Regions from separate parts of the Homo sapiens genome. Here region 2 is linked to region 1. Evidence: chromatin contacts called from ENCODE Hi-C data. All regions are on one chromosome and are shown on one strand. The core of a region is the stretch at or near the end of the contact, and the rest is flanking DNA. Distances in the headings are between cores, read along the strand shown. Region 1 holds the start of KBTBD7 (kelch repeat and BTB domain containing 7). Region 2 overlaps ELF1 (E74 like ETS transcription factor 1).

Region 1 (6,538 bases), core at 2,621-5,120:
TATATTTTCTTGTAATTAACAATTTTAGTTTTGTGCAATGTAGTCTATATTTGTGGACTTCCCCTTACATATGGTGACAGAGAGACTGAAACATTGTTCACAGAGAAACACAGAACATATACAAATCTCATAATAAAATAACCATGTATACCACTGTTTAGGGAAATATTTTAGAGGAAACATACTTTCACTACTGGCCCCAAATCCCATCATCCACTTAGGTTCTTCAATGTCAACTTTTAATACAAAAATACCTTCAAGCTGATAATTAAGAACATTCACAATGACTTACAAAATGGACAATATTCCAATGCTACACAAAACGGTTCTATAATACACAGCTTAAAGTTTTAAAGTTCTTGGCTGGCAGTTGATTTTTTTTATAGCTGATAGACACGATAACTACTGATCTGAGTAAAATACTGTTTTTAGCTTATACATATGTTCTAAACCATATTACCTCACAAAACAGTAAAGAATAAATCACTTTCTGTTGAAGAATCCTCTAGGACAAACACCAAACCTACACAGCCAAAATATTTTAGGGAGGCAAGTAAACATTTTAAGACAAATCATGACCAGTGGATAAAAATTTGCATTACCCAATTATATGTCCAGGAATTGTTCCTCTGAGTCAGTAAAGCATGTATTGGGCATAAATTAAAAACACAAACATAAAAAGCAAGTTACCGTTTTTTTTTTTTTTTTTGGTTTAGAAGGGTGTTTAATTCATGACATTACTAAGAATGGGTGTTTTTTGGGATAGAAAATTGGTCACATATACCAAATACACATTTTATATTCCAAAATAAAAACTGAGATTTCTTTTAAAACAGTGGAATCCTGATTTTTTCTTTTTTTTTTTTTTTTTTTTTACTTTCTGTGAGCTTATGAGGCCATTCTGCACATTATCAAAATGAAATCATTATGCAGTAACCTTATATATATAAATCCAATTTTTTCCTTTGTAGAAGAAAACCAAAATAATTTTACAAACTACATTTAACTTAGAATATAAAGAACTGACTAGTGTAAAATTTTGAAAATCTACCACTTTATTTTGAAGGAAAGTACACATCCTTCAAAACCCCGCTAACAATTCCTAGTTCAGTTTTCTATTATACAAATCAAAAAGTTAAATTCCTTGTGGCACTAACCAAAACTTAAAAATTAACAGAAGACTGAATTAATTAAAAAAAAAGCATACTAACTAATCAAAACAATCCACTGTGCAATGAATATTTGAACAATGAAAAAAACCTACCAAGCATCCTAATCAATTATATAGTTCTTGCTTCCATATTTTAATTCTGGACTTTCAGGATGGTAAATTATTAAACAGGTCGATTTCATGGACTGTCTAAACCTTGTAGTATTTCAAAATATTACCCTTTCTAAACCAAATCTGTGGTCCTAATCAACTTTTTTTCCAAGAAAAAGAAACGATATGTGTTTAAAATACATTCCGTAGCAGTAGAAACATCTTAGTGTCTCAAAATACTATTTACAAAGAACCCTGCTGATCCTGTGCATTTCGCTGAGGTGCTACTTGCACCCAGACTTCATCATCTGAAAAAGAACTTGAACTTCCTGACTCAGAGTCCAGCTCACTGAATCCATCTAAGTCCCATTCAGTACTAGACTCACTCCGTGCATCATCTTCCTCAGTAATAAAACTCTGACCAGGTTCAAGGCAGGAAGGATAAACACGAGCACAAAGGCAAATAAAGCCAGAGTCAAACTGCAAAAGGCCTAACATGGTACCTATATTAATCCACTGATCTTCCCTAGTATCATACTCATACACTGTCACTCGGTTCTTTTTCCATTGTGGGGTTGTAGAAGTGATGAGAAGCAACTTTTGGTCATGATTGACAATCTGGTAGTTGTGGGTCTCTGAATCCAAAGGAATATTACTAATCCGCCTCCATTCTCCCCTAGCTGGGTTGTAGACCTTCATGACTGGGATGTCACAGATACAATAGATTTCATCATTGAAGACACATGCTTCCTGAAAGTCACTACGTTTAAGAGAAGCACAGTTCAGCCACATATTGTGGCTAGGATCATAGCAAAGCATGCGCTTACTGTTGACAGCATAAAGATAGTTCTGAACCACTATGAGTTCAAAGGAATAGAAGGAATGAGGGACAGGAGCCACCAATGCCCACTGGTTTCTCTGAACACTGTAGCATTCCACTTCCTTCAACTTAACTCCAGTAATAGGGTCTCGTCCCCCCAAAATGTAGATGTAGCCATTGAGATATGCCACATCCATGCCCTCACGACACAGCAAGCGATCTGCAAGTTGCTGCCAACTATTCTGAGCTGGTTTATACACCCAGAGGTCTTTCCTGGGCTGAGCAGCTAGATAGATGTCATGGTCTGGGGACACACAGACAGCTGAGGAGGTGACAGTCTTAGTGTGAGCAAAGCTGGTCAAAGGGGATGGCATTGTGTAAATGTCCCCCGAGTAAGGGTCATAGCAGAGAAAGGGATCTCTAGGATGTCCAAAGAAGATCACCATCTCCTTGGCACACATACCCAGTCTCTGGGGTGGATTTTCTGCTGCAGATACAAGAGAGTTGCTGCTGCTACTGCTGCTGCTGCTGTTTGGCACTGGCACCAGAGACTTGTACAACAGGTCACCATAGCGCATCTGCAGGGCCCCTTCAATAACGTCCAGGCAGTACTTCTTCACGATGGGCTTGGTCAGCAGCCCTTCTAAGTAGTCCTGATCTTCTTCAGTGAAGTGCATCCAGCGCACGCACTTGAAGACTTCTGCAGCACTGGGACCCCGCTCTTTGGCAGCAGCCTCCAGCCACTGCACAGCTACATGGCATACAGTCCGCTCACTCTCTATGTCCAGACTATCCAGGCGTAGGACAGCCAGCAGCTGGGCCAGGGTTAGATCTGCTAGAGTCTCCTCCCGAATTGAACCCATTCGGCTGAGCTGCTTGAAGTTGTGAGCTATGTAGGACTGGGCCTGAGATCGAAGCTTGTGATGGTCGAAGGCGTCTGCAAACTTGAGGATGGCGGTGCAGTTGGTCAGGTCAAGACGTCGGGCTAAGAAGGAGGCACAGGCTTCCCGCACATATTCCAGCTGTAGCATGTCGGAGGCCGCGTACAGGCGCTGCACATTGGCCTCACTGAGAGACACACGACCCGTGTAGCAGTAGTCGACCAACACCTCGAAGGACTCGGCGTCCACATCGTGCATGGTCACGCTGGCCTGCTGGCTCTCGTACATGCCACCTGTGAACATGCTCTTGAAGTAGGGACACGCAGCTGCTAGCACGTTGCGATTGCAGGAAAAGAGGCGACCCGTGCCAGGCCCGCTGCCAGGCGTCACCACCTCGATGGTCACATCACACAGCAGCCGCGCGTCGTAGAAGGACTTGAGCTGTGCCAGCAGGGCTGCAGAATGGGCCGTGTCCTTTAACTCCTCTGGACCCGTGAAAAAGGCCGAAACCGAGGGCTTGGAAATCCTCTTGGGCCGCCTCCCACCACGGGGACTGGCGAGGCGGCGAGAGCGCGGGACGTCTTCCCGGGACTGCATGGTGGAGATGGCGACGGGCGCTGACGGCGAGAAAGGCTGCAGGACCAGGCTCTGGCTCCTCCTCAACCTTCCCTCGCTGACGCTAAGACAAGCCGCGTCCTGGAACAGACTGCGGCACGGGCCGCACTTCTGAATTCAGCCCTATCCCGCGGTGAGGCCTCCCTTTATTGCATAGACAGTGGCTGACTCACCCTCTCTCACTCCCGCGCCCTTTCTCCGCCTCCGCTCGCCCTCACAGGACCCGCTGGCTTGCAGCCGCGGAAGCCCCCACTGCCGCGCTGGCGATCCCGCTAGGCGCCCGGGAGAACTACTGCTCCCAGGTTGCCTTTCGCGCCCCGAGGCCTGCTGGGGCTCTCGGACGGCCGGGCGGGGACAGAGGGAAAGAAACCGCTTTGCATGTTGGGAGTAGTAGTTTGTGTAATATCGCGAGCTGTCCTTTAGTTGACTGCTCTAACAGTAGAAATTAATTCTCCTGGATTTGATGGTGAAGAGACTGTTGCCCAGGCTGGTCTTGAACTCCTGAGGGCTCAAATTATCCTCCTGCCTCGGCCTCTCAATGTGCTGGGATTACAGGCGTGAGCCACCGCCCCCTGCCAGTATTTCATAGGGTTTTGTGTGGTTCAATGATACCTTACATGGGATACTTAGATACATGTATGTTTTTGGTTAGAAGAATAGTAAAGCGTTACCCCGTGCCTAGAATGTAGCCAATAACTGTTAGATTCTCTTTTATAATTTATGATAAATGAGGCACCCACTAATTTGAAACCGAGTATTATTTTAAACCGCAAAATTTTACAAAGAATTTCTAGTTTTTAATGTTTATTCCTTCGAAAGATTTTGAAGGGCATTAACAATATTTTCAATATTAAATGATATCTATTGGTCTCGTTTAATAAGGATGTCTTAGACGACTAGGTTGAGGTCCTAAAGAACAGTATTAATAGATGGTCTCAAATACGCAAATCCAGCATATAAAAATAAATTATTTGCTGCTCTCACTAACATTTCATCTCTGGAGAGCAGGAGTATTTTCGTTAAGCTCCAAATATGAGTGTTTTCAAGTCGTCTAATACAGCCTCTTTCACTGCCGTTCCACAAATCAATTAACAGATTATGTAATTCCCTTTATTAAGGAGTTTTAGGGAGTATTTTAACTCAAAATATTTCAACAAACAGACTTTGTTCTGTACAAAAGCACATGATTCTCAGAATTCAACATCAGTACATGCCCTGACATTCCTTGAATTAATATATAGTATAGTCTATGCTTTACAAAGTCTTTTATATTTGCATTGGGATCAACAGTTAAATCATCAAAATCAAGTATTAGAGATTTGAGGCAGGAAAATAGGGTCTGGAGGCAGGGAACATAAGGCTGATTCACACTTTAGCTATAACAGGAAAGATCCTCTCCATAGGGTGTATGCTGAGTAAATGAGTTTGTAACTTTACTTCATTCTCTTCATTTACATAGGGTGTACACCAAGTAACCAGTGGAATCCTCTAGAGGGTATTTAAACCTTCAGAAATTCTGTAACAGGGCCCTTGAGCCCCTATGCTCAGGCCCGCTCCCCACTGTGGAGTGTACTTTCATTTTCAGTAAATCTCTGCTTTTGTTGTTTCATTGTTTCCTTGCTTTGTTTATGTGTTTTGTCCAATTTTTTGTCCAAAACGCCAAGAACCTGGACACCCTCCACCAGTAACAGACTTTTTCAGATAACTTTTATTACAAAACCATGACTGCTCCTGCTGCTAGTTTGTTATGTTACCATAACCTAATAAAGAAAATCATCAGTGTTACATGCATGTATGGATAACACATTACAAGAGAATAACTTTCAAATTGTTTTTCTCTTATCAGCTGAAGATAACTTCAACTTATCAGCTGAAGTCCACTGGAAATACTCTAGGGTAGACACATTAAATTAAGTCAGCCTCTGGGCTCTAATAACTCCTCTGTAAATAAAAAGAGATGTTAGATATCCCTCAGATACACCAGAGAGAATCAAGTCAGTCATTATCAGTAACAATGATTGTTTCCTGACTTGCAGTGAATACCAGCTGGGGAAAAAAGCCTTTTTTTTTTCTTTTTTTTTTTTTTTTTTGAGATGGGGTCTTGCCCTGTCACCCAGGTTGGAGTGCAGTGGCACCATAATAGCTCACTGCTGCCTCAAACTCCAGTGCTCAAGCAATACTTTGCCCTCAGCCTCCCAAGTAACTAGAGCTATAGATGCATACCACCACACCCAGTTAATTAAAAAAAAATTATAGACAGGGTCTCACTGTGTTGCCAGCCTGGTCTGGAAATCTTGGTGTCAAGCACTCTTCCTGCCTGAGCCTCTGAGTTGCTGCAATTACAGGCATGAGCCACATGCCCAGCGCAGGAATGGCCATTTTAAAAAACTTCTTAAAATATTGGTAAAATATACATAACACTAAATTTACCATTTAAACATTTTCAGTGTATAGTTCTTTAGCATTAAATATATTCACACGGTTTTGCCACTATCACAAAACTGAAGCTCTGTACCCATTTAAACAATAACTCTCTAGCCCCCACTTCTGGCAACTGCCATTCTACTCTTTGTCTCTATGACTTTTGACTACTCTAGGTACCTCATATAGGCAGTGACTGATTTTTACCTTCCTTATATCTGCTCTTACTGTGTTATTTGGTTTAGGTTACCTGTCACACAATTGAAGATATCTATTAGGCACTATTCCCTAAGATCTAGAGCTATGTGCTGTCCCATAAAACTTGGGAATATTTTATATTTGTGCTGGCTGATACAGTAGCCAGAAGCCACATGTAGCTCTTGGGTACGTGAAATGTGGCTAGTGCAACTGAGGAATTAAATTTAAAATTTTAGAAATACAGCATGATACCAATGCAATTCAATGAAGAAAGAAAATTCTTTTCAACAAATGTTATTGGAACAACTGGATCAAGAATGTAAGACAGAAAGTTGCCCTTGC
Region 2 (6,538 bases), core at 1,328-3,827, 200 kb before region 1:
GAGCCACCATGCCTGGCCCGTTACCACCTTTTATTAAGTTTTTATTTTCATTGTAAAATTGTTAAAGAAAATCATACTACCTTAATATTGAAAAGTGTTTTCTAATTGTCAATCTCTTATATCTTAGTCTTAGGCCTATAACTCATTTATATATTTAGCAAATAACTTGATATTATTTCTGTCCTTGGGAATGTTGTTTTATTTCCTTTGGAAATAAAATTTTCAAATGACTTCTCTTATTTAAACTTTAATTTTAACCTACAATTGTATATCTATCTATCTATGTATGTCATTGAAAGAAACATTTCTATAGATTTGAGGTGATGGTGAACTGCAAGTAGTGATTTGGGATCACATTATTGAGCAAAGCAATAACATTGATATAGTGTTCCATCTTAAAATATGATTGTATGTTCTGATGAATAGCTAAATCAGATGTTTATTGTATGTTTTGGAAAAAAATAGGGGAAAGTGCATTAAAATGACATTTAATACAAGCATAAAATAACAATTATTGTGTTGAAGAACTCTGATAAAATAATGTCACATTTTATTCTTTCCACGTTTATTTAATGCTCATAGCCATCCTGATAATTATTTTATTTGTCATTTGCAGATGAGAAAATGAACTCAGAGAAGATAAACGATTTGCCCAAAGTCGCATGAGACAGAAATGTAACTTGAAATCAAATTTGTAATTTTAAGTTCCTGATGTTTTTACACTACGCTCCCTAAGTGCATCTGTGAACACACATTTCCATTAGTAAGCATTGTATGTGGCATTCTTTTAATACAGCAATAAGAGCTAGATCTTTAGAAAGGAAATGTATCCAAGCTTAGGATAGAAACACAATCTGTTTATTATTCTAAAATGTTTATTTCTAACTGTTTAAAAGCTGTTATGCAGTGATAGCAGTTAGGTATAAGTCAACAGTTTTAAAATTCTAAAATTTCTGAAATGAGATTTAATATGAGAAATAATGAAGGAAGAATGAATTTCACATTGCACATATGACATATTTAAAAATATTACATTTGGTTATTGTCATCAATGCTTGATAGTGTTCCTTTTCCCTACTCATCTTAGAGCTTTTATCATAGGAATAAAATCAATTCCCAAACTGGGACCTTCTATCAGTTAGGGCAACATTTTCCTTTTGTAGTGTTTTCATTAGAGTCAAAGTCTTGAACATCCCCTGGAATTCATCTGAAAAGATGTTACTTGGGGCTGGAGAGAACTATACATGTGAGGATTAGGAGCCAACAAATTTCTGTTGATCACCTCTCTAACTCAAGAATTCTCTAGCTCGAGAATCAAGACTGACCTCTTTTGGTGATAGTACAGAAATGTAATCTTCATATATCATTCTAGCCTTTTCTCTTTTCTTTGATTACTTTTTTGTTCTGTTCTTTCTTTAAGTCTTCACAGGCAATCCAGAAAAGTAGGTTCTCTTTGTTGTATTCTGTTCAGAGGAACTCTCTGAAAAGGTTTCTTCCTGCTGGGGCCTTCATCATCTTGTCAAAATTTTGAGACCAGGGCAAGACTTCCTCTGCAGTGGGGTTTTGGCATTCCTCTAGGACCTGGATACTCTCCATTTTTGTAGTGTGTGTGGTTCTTCCTGCATTTTCCCCTTTCTTCATTCCTAACAGTGAGGCAGGAGCAGCTGCAACAACAGCACCAACAAAAGCAACAGATGTTGTTGGGCCTCTGGTTTCCAGGCGCTTGAGACACAGCAGGTGTTCCTTCATTTTGGGACTGCTGCCTTTTTCACATTTCAGCTACAAGACCCAATTAGCCAGTTGCCTGCAGGTGTGGGCAGTGCACCGATGGGTCTGGGGGGAGCGGGGCTGGGCGGCTCTGTCCTCTAGCGGAGCCCGTTTGCTACTATCCGCCCAACTTAAGCACCCAGCGGGCGAGGAACTAGTTTTTATTTATTTTTTAGAGACAGGGTCTCGTTGTTGCCCAGGCTGGAGGGCAGTGGCATGATCCTTGCTCACTATGGCCTCAAACTCCTGGCCTCAAGTGATCCTCCCGCTTCAGCCTCCTGAGTAGCTGGGGCTATAGGTGTGTACTACCACACCTGACTAATTTTTTATAATTTCTTTTGTAGAGAAGGGGTCTCATCATCTTGTTGAGGCTGATCTCAAACTTCTGAGCTCAAGCAATCCTCCCGTCTAGGCCTCCCAAAGTGCTGGGATTATAGGCATGAAACACTGCACCTGGCCGGGTTCTTTAATTTAAATTAGGCATTTTTTAATTGAGGGGGAGTAAGCAGAGGGAAGTGCCCAGGACGTTATCAAAAGTATAGTTTTATTTTTATGTAAATAAAGCACAAATCGATTTTTTTTTTGTATAGGATGTCTCAATCAAACTTCTGGTGACTTAAGCAAACCTGAAACAGGTTTTGGCAACTTGATCAAGGTCACCTTAGCTTCAACCATGCTAATAATAAAAAAAAAAAATCAATATGATCAAACTAAACAGACTGACTTTTCTATGTGTTTGCCTTTTTGCTGACAACCAGGTGAAAAGTTCCAGGACTCTGAAGGCAGGGCCACAATTACTCACTACCCAAACCTGAAATTCCAGTTCTTTCACATAGTTCTTCACTTCCCATCATTGGCCACTTGGACTAACCTGGTATCAGAATACACTGATACCAGGGTAGCATTTATAGCACCCTGCAGAACAGCCAAACAGACTGAATACCTAGACCTGTCCATACCTGTGGTCTCAAGTTTAACTCTTTTTTTGAGCATGTTCTGAAAACAAAGAGAATTCAAAATCAAAAGAGAAATATCAGCCAGGTGCAGTGGCTCATGCCTGTAATCCCAGGACTCTGGGAAGCCCAAGAGGGCAGATCACTTGAGGTCAGGAGTTCAAGACCAGCCTGGCCTACATGGTGAAACCTCGTCTCTACTAAAAATACAAAAATTACCTAGGCATGGTGGGGGGGTGCCTGTAATCCCAGGTACTTGGAGGCCGAGGCACGAGAATCACTTGAACCCAGGAGGTGGAAATTGCAGTAAGCTGAGATCGCACCACTGCCCTCCAGCCTGGGCAACAGAGCAAGACTCAGTCTCAAAAAGAAAGAAATAAACAAGCGAAATATCTAACAGTTATGAGATACTGTTTTAATTCTGTTCATTAAAAAGAAAACATAAACATGCTAAAACGTCTTTATCAGCAAAACCTGTTCAGGCAGTTAAAAAAATTTCTCTCTCCAACAAACAAGATTTAACTTGCAAGTAAACTGTTTCATTTCTGTGACCCTTTATTCTCCCAGTTAATACTTCCATTTTCTTAGAAAAGACATGCCCTAGTGCAATGGTTCCCCCATCTGAGAATACAGCAGATTCCCATTAGTAACTGTTTCATGCTGGCACTGATTGGGGGTGAAAAGCCAGGGATATGTTGTTTCAAAGTTCCCCAGGAGATTTTGCTACATGACACGCCTCCCCCACCTCCAATTCCCACACAGCATAACTCTCTTCTGGTAGAAACTGTATTCTGTTATAAGAAGTTTCACTCTTACACGGAGGCACACCAACAACTGAAAGCAAGATTTAAAGGTCATCTAAATCACTTCATGCTCATTATTAGGTGAAATGCTCTTTCATATATTTATTTGATCGGCCCTTACTACCTCTATTCTAGCCCCACTCCAGTGGCTCTTAAGCCTGGAGTAGGAGTCATTTACCAAAAGTGAAAATATGATCAACTTACTTCTCTGACAATTAATGGCTTCCATCACCTACAGGCAAAACTCCAAATGTATTAACAAGGCTAAAATAGCTCCTCATGATGTGGAAGGTGTGAGGAAATGGTAGTCAGATTTGTAAGACAGGATGTCTGAATACCTAGACTGGAGAAGTGAACGGAAATATTCTATGGATTGAGCTTAAAAATACACCTATAACCTATAGTAATCAAGACAGTGAGGTACTGGTGAAAGAACAAAATAGATCAATGGAACAGAATAGAGAGCACGGTTAATGGCACCACATAAATATAGTCAACCATCTTTGTCAAGGACAAAGGCAATACAATAAAGAAAAGAGTTTTTTCAACCAACAGTGGTAGAAAAACTGGATATCCACATTAAAAAAAAAAAAAAGAATCTAGACACAGACCTTATACCCTTCCCAGATATTAACTCAAAATGGATCGCAAACCTAAATGGAAAATAGGAAACAATAAAACTCCTAGAACATAGCATAGGAGAAAAATCTAGATGCATGTGGGTTTGGTGATGACTTTTTATAGATACCAAATGCAGGATTTATCAAAGGAAGAATTGATAAGCTGGACTTCATTAAAATTAAAAATTTTGCTCTGTGAAAGACAATGTCAAGAGAATGAAAAGACAAACCACAGATTAAAGGACTGTTATCTAAAATATGCAAGGACCTCTCAAAACTCAGAGAAAATAGCCTGATTTTAAAATGGGCCAAAGACCTTAACAGACACCTCAGCAAAGAAGATATACAGATTAGCATATGAAAAGAAGCCCCACACCATATGTCACTGGGGAAATGCAAACTAAAATGACAATGAGGTGTCACTACAAACCTATTAGAATGGCCAAAATCCAGAACACTGACAACACCAAAAGCAGGCAAGGATGTGGAACAATAGGAATTCTCATTCACTGCTGGTAGGAATGCAAAATGGTACACTTTGGAAGACAGTTTGGCAGTTTCTTACAAAACTAAACATACTCTTACACCATAGAGCTGTGCTCCTTGGTATTTACCCAAAGGAAGTAAAAACTTATGTCCACACAAAACCTGCACATGGATGTTTACAGCAGCTTTATTCATAATTGCCAAAACTTGTAAGCAACGAAGATGTCCTTCAGTAGGTGAATAAACTGTAGTGCATCCACATAATGAAATATTATTCAGCACTAAAGAGAAATAAGCTATCAAGCCACAAAAAGACATGTGGAAACTTAAATGCTTATTACTAAGTGACATTTGCCCAAACCCATAAAATGTACACCACCATAAGTGAACCCTAATGTAAACTATGAACTTCAAGTGACAAAGTGTCAGTGTAGGTTCATCAACTGTAACAAGTGCACCGCTCTGGTGCAGGTGATTAGCGAGAGGCTGATAACGGGGAGGCTATGCATGTGCAGGGGCAGGAGGTATATGGGAAATCTGTACTTTCCTCTCAATTTTACTGTGAATCTAAAATGGCTCTAAAAAATAAAGTCTTTTTTTTTTTTAAACTATAGCTCCAACACAATCTTAATACTCTTCACTATCATCTCAAAAACAACAATCCAGCAGTTCTGCATTTTATAGTTCCCCAACTTCCCCATCCCACTATTGAAGAAGCCGAAGTCAGCCCTGCCTTAATCTCACCAAGAACCCAATATATACTACCTCTTTCCAGGCCTTCTGTCTGTACTCACTGCCACCGAATCCAGACCTTTCCAACTACTCTCTGACAATCACAACCTTTTGTTCCTGTGACATTTTAGGATCCTCTTTCAAGTCACAGTGCAACCAGGTTTAAGGACATAATCTCCAGGGAAATAAACATTTCCATCTTTTCCCAAGTTACCAACACATTTGAAAGACTTTATGATTCCTTGTGCACAAAACTTCCTGCTCCCTGTGTGAGTGAAAAAAAACCCTGAATGATCTGTTTTCACAGTCTACCTCTTTTCTTCTTCATTTATTATTTTAATCTTTTTTTTTCTTTTGAGACGGAGTCTCACTCTGTTGCCCAGGCTGGAGTGCAGTGGTGCAATCTCGGCTCACTGCAACCTCCACCTCCTAGGTTCAAGCGATTCTTCTGCCTCTGCCTCCCGAGTAGCTGGGACTACAGGCACCCGCCACCACGCCAGGCTAATTTTTGTATTTTTAGTACAGACAGGGTTTCACAATATTGGCCAGGCTGGTCTCAAACTCCTTACCTTGTGATCCACCCACCTTGGCCTCCCAAAGTGCTGGAATTACAGGTGTGAGCCACTGCACCCGGCCATCTTTTTTCTTTTTTTTTAAGAGATGGAGTCTTGATATGTTGCCCAGGCTGGTCTCAAATTCCCAGGCTCAAGCATTCCTCCCACCTTGGCCTCCCAAGTGCTGGGATTACAGGTGTGAGCCACCACACTCAATATCCTCTTTTCTTCTTTAAATTACATAAAACGATTCTAAGTCAGCTTGGATATCATCAAAGAGTTCTGATGTTTCATGTCAGGATCTTTAAAATGAGATTCTTCCTACAATCATCTTTGTAACTGTCTGGCAATCATCTAAGCTTCTAAACTCAAATGAACCCAAAAAACAAGAAGCAGGCCAGGCGCAGTGGCTCATGCACATAATCCCAGCACTTTGGGAGGCCGAGGTGGTCAGATCACTTGAGGCCAGGAGTTTGAGACCAGCCTGGGCAAAAAGGTGAAACCTCATCTCTACAAAAATAAAAAAATTCGCTGGGTGTGGTGGAGCCTGCAGTCTCAGCTTACCCGTGAGGTTGAGGCGGGAGGATCACTTCAGCCCAAAAGGTGGAGGTTGCAGTTAGCTG

The links. Hi-C counts contacts between places; a loop is a spot of excess contacts on that map. Pooled maps may share reads with other maps.
Region 2: a map of mammary epithelial cell shows a loop between it and region 1 (4-fold over the local background). The contact joins the enhancer-like site here to the promoter of KBTBD7 in region 1. A Hi-C loop is called at or near these places in 2 of 168 maps with a recorded cell type or tissue (B cell and mammary epithelial cell), 1 of 37 single-sample maps with no recorded cell type and 10 of 50 pooled maps.

The regions. Positions count from the first base shown.
Region 1 is chr13:41,190,699-41,197,236 of GRCh38, forward strand. KBTBD7 (kelch repeat and BTB domain containing 7) reads right to left here and starts at 3,871. Exons shown (of 1, transcript NM_032138.7): 1 at 1-3,871. The coding sequence starts at 3,559. The coding sequence ends at 1,505. The region is part of intron 3 of KBTBD6-DT (KBTBD6 divergent transcript); the gene reads left to right. RefSeq lists enhancers at 2,613-3,320, 3,321-4,027, 3,372-3,641, 3,952-4,041.
Region 2 is chr13:40,991,559-40,998,096 of GRCh38, forward strand. All of the region lies in intron 1 of ELF1 (E74 like ETS transcription factor 1), which reads right to left. It also overlaps the pseudogene RGS17P1. Among named protein-coding and RNA genes, the nearest start is that of ELF1, 24 kb to the right of the region's middle. RefSeq lists enhancers at 1,333-1,874, 1,649-1,728, 1,875-2,415. Within about 2 kb of position 2,578, at least 13 of the 41 ENCODE cell types and tissues checked have a DNase peak (open chromatin) inside an H3K27ac peak, as active enhancers do; they include B cell, where a contact is called at or near this core.